2 separate regions of the Homo sapiens genome follow, and region 2 is linked to region 1. The links are chromatin contacts, found by POLR2A ChIA-PET in ENCODE. All regions are on one chromosome and are shown on one strand. Each heading gives the region's core, a stretch centred on a gene start or an enhancer-like site at or near the end of the contact. The rest is flanking DNA. Distances are from core to core; before and after follow the strand shown. Region 1 holds the start of PPP4R3A (protein phosphatase 4 regulatory subunit 3A). Region 2 holds the start of DEGS2 (delta 4-desaturase, sphingolipid 2).

The links. ChIA-PET counts read pairs that join two places held with the same protein, here RNA polymerase II (POLR2A).
Region 2: POLR2A ChIA-PET joins it to region 1 with 24 read pairs in T-cell. The contact joins the promoter of DEGS2 here to the promoter of PPP4R3A in region 1. POLR2A ChIA-PET finds 5 or more read pairs at or near these places in 2 of 52 experiments (HepG2 and T-cell).

What each region holds. Positions count from the first base shown.
Region 1 is chr14:91,507,450-91,511,599 of GRCh38, reverse strand. PPP4R3A (protein phosphatase 4 regulatory subunit 3A) reads left to right here and starts at 1,290. Exons shown (of 15, transcript NM_001366432.2): 1 at 1,290-2,094. The coding sequence starts at 1,953. RefSeq lists silencers at 1,031-1,230, 1,811-1,910, 1,921-1,980, 2,231-2,280 and enhancers at 1,291-1,570, 1,388-2,038, 2,039-2,690.
Region 2 is chr14:100,157,696-100,161,975 of GRCh38, reverse strand. It overlaps DEGS2 (delta 4-desaturase, sphingolipid 2), which reads left to right and starts at 2,331. Exons shown (of 3, transcript NM_206918.3): 1 at 2,331-2,470. The coding sequence starts at 2,389. LOC124903380 (a long non-coding RNA gene) reads right to left here and starts at 1,939. Exons shown (of 2, transcript XR_007064330.1): 1 at 1,845-1,939; 2 at 262-668. RefSeq lists silencers at 1,985-2,384, 2,485-2,544.

The DNA of each region.
Region 1 (4,150 bases), core at 41-2,540:
CACTTCAGGATGGGTGACAGAGAGACCCTGTCTCAAAAAAAATTTTTTTTCAATAAAATCTAAACGTAGATATTTCTGATGAAAATTTAGTATCCCAACAGAGACTTGCTGGAAGGACAAAATATATCACATTTTTAAGACATTGTACGTATATCTCATTAGTAATTTGATTATTGAAATAACTTTTGAAAATACCGCACTAAAACGTTAACACTAATTTCACCAGTTTCTTCGTACTTTTTGTGGCTACTGCAAAATTTAAAGTTATGTGTGTGGCTGCATTATATTCCGAGCGGACAAGCCCGACCTGGCAAGGCCTGGCAAATGGTAAAAGCCACCAAAATGGTGGCATATGAGCTGCATGATAGGAACGAGAATGATATTCCTTTGTGAAGATCAACAATACTTGACATCAAGTAGGTCTTCAAAACACAGGACTACCTAATGCTGAGAATTACTCCTCCCGATTACACAGTGTCGCATTTGTTTTTGTGAGCGCCTTAAGTTCCTTTTCCGACAAGAAAGGCTGGCAGACAGTTCTGATAGGGATGAAGGAATGGAGCACTTGGGGCTTGCCTAGGCTGTAAGGTGAAGTTTTAGAATTGTCACTTGGAACTCGGTCCCACGCCCAGAAATCGCAAACAGTCCCAAGTTTCCACACTGGCCACGCCAGTCCGCGACCCACGGCGGCTCCCAAGGCTGCGCCGACCTAGGCGCCCACACCCGCGACCTTCCCCGGAAGCGTTTCCATTTCATTCCCTCAAGTCCGCAAGGCGCCGGGTGGGTCCCGAGCGCCCGACTCAGCCATAAAGGCGGCCCCGGGAAAACGCTCTCGGAAGCGGGTAGGGGCCCAGGCCCACGCTGCCCGGCGTCCGCAGGCCAGGGGCAGGGGCAGAGGCAGGGACGGGGCAGGAACAAGGGAAGGTGGCGGCGGGCGGAGGCGAGGCCGAAGCGCCGGGGCCCGCGGGCAGAGGCCGCAAACGTATCCACGCCCCTCGTGCATCCTGGAGCGGGGCTGATGACGAACACAGGGCGCGACGGACGCACACACCGCCCAGCGCTCGCACGACGGTGCGTGCAAGGAGGCGGGAGGGAGCCTCGGGCTGTCACCGGCGCAATCTGCGTCCCGCCTCCTCCGCTCCCTGCGCTCCCGCCACCTCGGCAACTCCGCGCCCGCCTCCCGCCTCCGTCGGAAGCCTCCGCCGCAGTAAGGCTCCCGGTCTCGCTGCTGTCTCTTTAAATGGTGGGGCTACGAGCCGCCCCTGCAGCTGCTCCCTGGGTGGCCCCGCGCGCCGCTTTTGAGGGGCGAACCAAGATGGCGGCGGTTTTGGCTGTGTGAGGAAGACGGAAGAGACGGCGGCGGAGGGAAACCGACTTCCACTAGTCCGGGTCGCTTGGGCGGCCGGGGGCCCTCAGAGTCTCCCGGGCAGTGGTAGCAGTTGCAGCAGGATCAGGCGCCTGTCGGCTTCTGACGTTTAAAACAGGGGGAGCGGAAGGGAGCCACTGGCCGCGGTGGCAGGGCCAGGTATAAGGAAGGAAAATATGGCGGCGGCGGCGGCGGCCTGAGGAGGCGGCGGCGGCGCGGGAAGCTGCTTCGCGGAGATCATGGCGGAGGCGGGAGCAGGGCAGTGACGGGAGCCCCGAGTTCCTAGCGCTGCGGGGCGGGAGGCTACGAAGCGCTGCGCGGCCCCCTCGGGGCTGCCGGGCGCCGGGCTCGCCAGGCCTGGACAATAGCGCCGGGGAGCCGGAGGCGAGGAAAGGCGGCGGCCCAGAGCTCGGTCCCTGGAGCGGGCCATGCAGGCGGCGGCGCGGCCCCGCGGCGCCCAGCGGCGGCAGTGAGGCCGGGGAGCCCTCCGCTCGCGGGCGCCCTCACGCCTCGCCCCTCGCCTCTCCAGGGCCCCTTTCCTGGGCGTCTACTGGCGGGGCCCCCGCCCCGGTTCCCGGGCGGCACGATGACCGACACCCGGCGGCGGGTGAAGGTGTACACGCTCAACGAGGACCGGCAGTGGGACGACCGGGGCACCGGGCATGTGTCGTCTGGCTACGTGGAGCGGCTGAAGGGCATGTCCCTGCTTGTCAGGGCTGAGAGCGACGGTAAGTGAAGCCCCGCGCGGCGGGACCCTCGCAGCCCCCACGGCCCTGGGCCGCCTCCCTGGTTCTTGCGGGGCATGGCGCTCGCTCCACGAGAACAGAGGGACGGCTGGGGAGGGCGGCCACCTCGGGGGAGGACGGGCCCCAGGTACCCCAGTCTTGCGGGAGCTCCCCGGAGAGCGCTTGAAATGTTTCCTTTCTCTGAGTGCCTGGTGGCATTTTGGGTACGAGGAGAGCCAAGCGTGTTTGAGCTGTGCCGCCCTGGAGTGTGGAGAGGTCGAGGACCTGAGATAGGGAGTCCGGAGTGTGCTGTTCTTTTGCACTAGAGTGACCTTGAGAAAGACACTGATTAATCCGATCTGCTGCCTTAGTTCACCCATCTGTAAAGCAGGCATGAAACTTTGCTTGGAGCTAAGAAAGTTCTTGGACCTTTCACACTTTGAAGAACGTTTTGCTGTGCTTTTTTTGTTTTTCTTTTTAAACATCTTTTTGCTACATGTTTCTGATCGTGTTGAAGCTTGGCAACACTGTATCTGGCAACTCTACACTAAGAGAAAACGCTTTCCCTTGCGAAGATTTTCGTTCACCAGTGTTGGTTGTCTTTTTTATAGTAATGCAGAATTTTGTGTGTAGCTTACTATATAAACATCTTGCAAAGTTGGAATCATATGAGCTTTTTTTGATTGCTTAAATGGGTGTTCATAATTTGGTTAACAGGTGCAGAGAAGTTGGCAGATAATTTTTAAAACCTTTCGGATCTTCCCTAGTGTTTATGCTTCACAAATTTTGAAACAGCCCTCAAGGTTCAAAGACTAAGTTGTTTGAAAATAAGTGTTTCACGTTTTTTCTTTTTTCCACATGTGCTGTTTCATATTTTAAAAGGCTTATTCTCTGTAGGGATTGCCACTGTTTTTGGCGATATACAGTGAATTTCACTTAAAATACTCAAGTGGGGTAAAACTATTCTCAAATTGTTACTTCCAAACGTGAAAGTAAGTTATCTTCCACTTCTTTTTGTACATTAGTTTATATTTTGCAGTTGCTAACGATGCCAGTTTATTATGATTGTAGCGATTCTGTATCTGAATTATTGCAAACTAATTTCAAGGAATTTTCTTCAATTGGACTCTCCCCAGAACTCCAATTCCATGAAAAACCAACAAGACTAGCCCTTCTGTAATTGAAGACTCTGGGAATATTGATGTTCTATTTAAATTGAAAGTGGTAATCTGGAGTATATTGCCCACAGGTTATAAGGTTACCCAAAGTAACTTAAATCTGGAGAGAAATTATTTTCTTTTGGAGGCATTTAAAAATTTTTGAATGTTGGGTGTATTTTTCTGGGCCTGAGTTATTGGCTTCTTAAAATACAATTTGAATGTCAAGTGTTAGTGTAATTTTGTATGTGACTCACATAATAACCTACTCTAGATCTTTCACACATTTGGAAAACTTTACATAGTATGTTGGAAGGTATGGACTTTTTGTATCAGCTTCTTATGAGATGAAAGTATCCGTAGATTTCTTTTTAATTTTTTACTTTCAAAAAAATAAAAACAGGATTTTGCCCTGTTGCCAAGGCTGGTCTCAAACTCCTGACCTCACGCAGTCCACCCGCCTCGGCCTCCCGGAGTATTAGGATTACAGGCATGACCCCCATCCCAGCTGAAAGCATATGTAGATTTGAGATCAATTTATTGAAATCCATATTAAAAATAATACATATAACCTTCACATCATGTGTTTAATTTGATTCATTATACAAAAAATCCTTTAAGATATTTTTAAGTATAAAAGTTTAATGTCGTACTATCAGAAGTATGCTTTTCTGCATAATTAATATAAGCAATTTTTTTCCGTGTATATATTATTATAGTATATATAATAGTATATATAACTATAGTATGTATAACATGTATATATAACTATAGTATGTATAATATATAGTATATATAACTATATATAATATATAGTATATATAACTATAGTATATATAATTATAGCATATATTCTATATAGTATATATAACTATAGTATATATAATTATAGTATATATACT
Region 2 (4,280 bases), core at 1,082-3,581, 8.6 Mb before region 1:
GGTTCAAGCAATTCTCCTGCCTCGATTACAGGTGCCTGCCACCACGCCCAGCTAATTTTTGTATTTTTAGTAGAGACGGGATTTCACTATGTTGGCCAGACTGGTCTCGAACTCCTGAGCTCAGGTGATCTGCCTACCTCAGCCTCCCAAAGTGCTGGGATTACAGGCGTGAGCCACCATGCCCGGCCATAAACTTTATTTTTCAGAACAGCTTTATATTTACAGAAAAACTGTGATGATAGTTTAGAAAGTTCACATATATGCCACACCCAGTTTCCTTTATTTTAATATCTTATAATATGGTGCATTTGTTGCCTTTGATGGACCAATATTGATACACTATGATTAACTATGGTCCAGCTTTACTAGGCTTTCCTTAGCTTTACCTAATGTCCTTTTTCTGCTCCAGGATCCCATTCAAGACACCACATTACAAACGAAAATGTATTTTCTGTCATTTCTGGGACAACGGACAGGGTGGGGACGCAACAGTATGTGCTCCTGGCTCGTCAACACCGTGAAGCTGGGTTTCTGGCTCCCCAGGGACTTGGGGAGCACTTGGCAAGGGCATCAGACTTGATTTCATGCATCCTGGGTGTCTGTTCCACTCCCAGGTCTTCTTCAGCATGTCCTCTGACTTGTCCCCTCTCTGGCCTCAGTTTCCTCATCTGGAAAATGAGGGCCTTGGTGAGTTTCCTCTGGATAGGCGGTGGCCTGGGGCAGAGGGAACTGGCAGGCTTGGTGTTGTCCTGAGGGTGGAGCTGGGGCTCAGGGCGGCAGATCTCACGGAGTTCAACACAGGGGCGAAGGCTCTGATTTTGGAAGCTTTTTAATTCAAAGGTCAGGGGCCAAAGTCATGCCCCAGCCTTGCTGTTAATTCCTCTGTGCCTCAGGCAAGGCGCTCCTCATCTCTGGGCCTCAGTCTCCTGATCTGTAAAGTGATGGCTGGTGGGATGACTTCTGAGGACCCTTCTGGCTGGGAACAGAGCAGGCTGCCCTGGGAGCAATGAGTCTTCTCCCAAGGGTGCAAGCTGGGCCGGGAGGCCTCCTGGGTGTGGCAAGGGGTGATGGCCATGGTGGCATGTGGGTCCCCCTGCTGATGGAAAATCTGGCCTCTGTGTCCACCTTTCCCATGGCTAATTCAGGGGATGGTGGCTGGCGGCTGCAGGACACCCATGCCTTCCTTCCTGGCTCACTCAGGACTGCCTTTGGCCCTGAGCTAAGGAAGGCCTGCCAAGTGTACCAAACCCCGGGCCATGGACTTCCATGGGACGCACAGAAGCACGCCCTCACTATGTGCGAGCCTGTGGCAGCGCTGGCTGATGTGTCAGTCAGCTCCCAGGCAACTGCCAGCCGAGGCCAGGCTCTGGCCCACAGGCACAGCAGGTCCACCCTCCAAAACTCCAAGGGAGTGGGAGAAGGAACAGAGGCATCACTGAGAGGGTGAAGATGAGGGGCCCTGTGCCCTTACCTCCCCAAAACTAGACTTTCCATTTGAGAACATTCAGGTTCTGCCTTGTTTCCAAGCGTTTGCATCTGCTGTTCCCCCTAGCACCAATGCCTTTCCCTTTTCTAGCTGTTGAACTCCTACCCACCCCTCAAGGCCCAATGCAAAAGTTCCTTCTATTGGATCCTAGCTGCTTCAGGGCCTACCTGTGTCATGGCACGTATCACCCTGAATCATAACAGCCACTTCTGTACCTGTGTCCCCATCCAGAACTCAAGTTCCCTGAAGGCAGGAGTGGGTCTGACTCATCCCTGTGAGGTTGCTGCAGACGCATTATCTCCCCTTTGCATTATTGGTGAAAGGGCCGGGTGGAGGAAGGGAGGATTGCTGCACCAACCTTTCCTCGGCGCCTGTTTACTGGCACCGTCGCATCCATTCCACGCCGATCCTCCGCAGTCCCCCTATCCTGCCAGCCGCTCCTCCTTGGGGCAGGGGCGGCGCGAGCCACAGGGGCGTGCCCGCGAGCGGGTCGGGGCTGCGGAGAGAACGGGCCGGGGTAAAAACCCGACGGCTGCCCGCGGGTGGGCGGGGCGCGCAGAGCCGGTGGGAGGCCGCGGTGGCAGCAGTCGCCCCCGCGCATCGAGGGACCCAGGGACTCGCGCAGATGGCACGCGGCCACCTCGGTCCTGCCGGGGAGCCCCATTTCCAACCGAGGCAACTGAGGTTCCCAAAGCGCCAGCTACCCGCCGGGGTCTGGAGAGCGCCGGGGCCCGGCCGCCCCGCCCAGCCAGAGGTGCCCCGCCCCAAGCCTGGCGCACCTGGCCCCGCCCCGCCGGGACCCCGCCCCCGCCCTAATCAGAGCTGGTTCCGCGCCGCGGCCGCCGCGACAGGTGCAGCAGAGCCGAGCCGGCCGCGCTCCGAACGGCGCCTCCCGCCCCACCATGGGCAACAGCGCGAGCCGCAGCGACTTCGAGTGGGTCTACACCGACCAGCCGCACACGCAGCGGCGCAAGGAGATACTGGGTGAGCGCCGCGCGGGGCCCACCCCGGTGGGGACCGCCCCGTTGGCCCGTCTGGAGTCGCGTCGTGGGGTCGAGCCCAGACGGGCCGCTCCAGCTCTGGCCCAAATTCCAGTGGGCGTTCCGCCATTGCCGCTCCCCTCCCTGGGGTCCCCGGCCGGCTCCCCGAGGGTCCCCCACCCTGGCCGGGTCTGAAACTCCCTGGGACCTGAGGATTCCGAGGACCCCAGTACGGGTCCGAGCGCCAGGGAGCGCGTCCCAGCTGTTCCTCGCGAGCCACTCCCGGGGCCAGGGCCGGGGCTCTGGGATGCTGGGACGCGAGGGCGCAGGGGCGGCCCCGGGACGCGCTACGAGGCGCACGCGCTCCCTGGCGCGGAGGCAGCTTGCGCGACGCGGGGCCTCCACCCGCAGTCACTGGGCGCCTGCTGCGCTCAGAGCCCCTGGGTCTCGCGGCCACGGGCGCCCCAGGCTGGAGTTCAGGGCGGATGAGCGCCGGGAAGGGAGCAAACGCGAATGAGAGGCGCGCGTGTTTTCTTTGAAAAAAGCAAAGATTGTACTAAAGAATCCTTCTATTCTGGCATGTCGCTTATTACGTGGTGGCTGTTTTCCTTGTTGCTTCGTGTCCTCTGCGAGGAGGGCATCTTTACCCACTCGGAGTCACTCTCGTTCATGCCAGAGGCCCCATCCCACCCACAAGCAAGGTGGCCCCGGTGAGTCGTCCTTGGCCCGGGCTTACGGGGTTAAAGGGCCTGCGTCTGGAGAGTGGCTTTTGCCAGATGCCACCAAATCGCCACAGGCTGAGACAGGCCCGCCCCTCCCGCCCTGCCTAAGTCAGCACCGCGCGTTGCCACACTTTGTAATCTTCAGTCAGATTGGGGAAACAATACCATTTCACTGTGGCTTTAATTTGCACTTATTTGATGGAGGTTTCACATTTTAATCGGGCGTTTTATTTAATTTAATTAATTTATTTATTTAGAGACAGAGTCTCGCGATCTCGGCTCACTGCGACCCCCGCCTCCCAGGTTCAAGCGATTCTCCTGCCTCAGCCTTCTGAGTAGCTGGGATTACAGGCACCTGCCACCACACCCGGCTAATTTTTGTATTTGTAGTGAGATGGAGTTTCACCATGTTGGCTAGGCGCGATCTTAGCTCACTGCAACCTCTCCCCACTGGGCTCAACTGATCCTCCTACCTCAGCCTCCTGAGTAGTTGAGACTGCAGGTGTGTACCACTATGCCCGGCTATTTTTTTTGTATTTTTACTAGAAACAGGGTCTTGCCATGTTGCCCAGGCTGGTCTCAAACTTCCGAGCTCGAGGGATCCACCCATCTCAGCCTCCCAAAGTGTTGGGACTACAGGCATGGGCCATGAGCCACCACGCCTGGCCTGAACAACTTTTTTTTTTTTTTTTTTTTTTTTTGAGAGGAAGTCTTGCTCTGTCGCCCAGACCGGAGTGCAGTGATGCGATCTCCACTCACCGCAACCTCCGCCTCCCAGGTTCAAGCGATTCTCCTGCCTCAGCCTTCTGAGTAGCTGGGATTACAGGCACCCGCCACCACACCCGGCTAATTTTGTATTTGTAGTAGAGATGGGGTTTCACCATGTTGGCTAGGCTGGTCTCAAACTCCTGACCTCAGGTGATTCACCCGCCTCTGCCTCCCAAACTGTTGGGATTACAGGTGTGAGCCACTGCGCCCAGCCAACTTTTTCTTTCTTCCTCTTTTTTTAATCCCATGGCAGCATACTGAGATACCATGACTTTTAAATGTTTGAAACCCAAGATACATTGGGTGGCTAGCCTGTGACTGCAT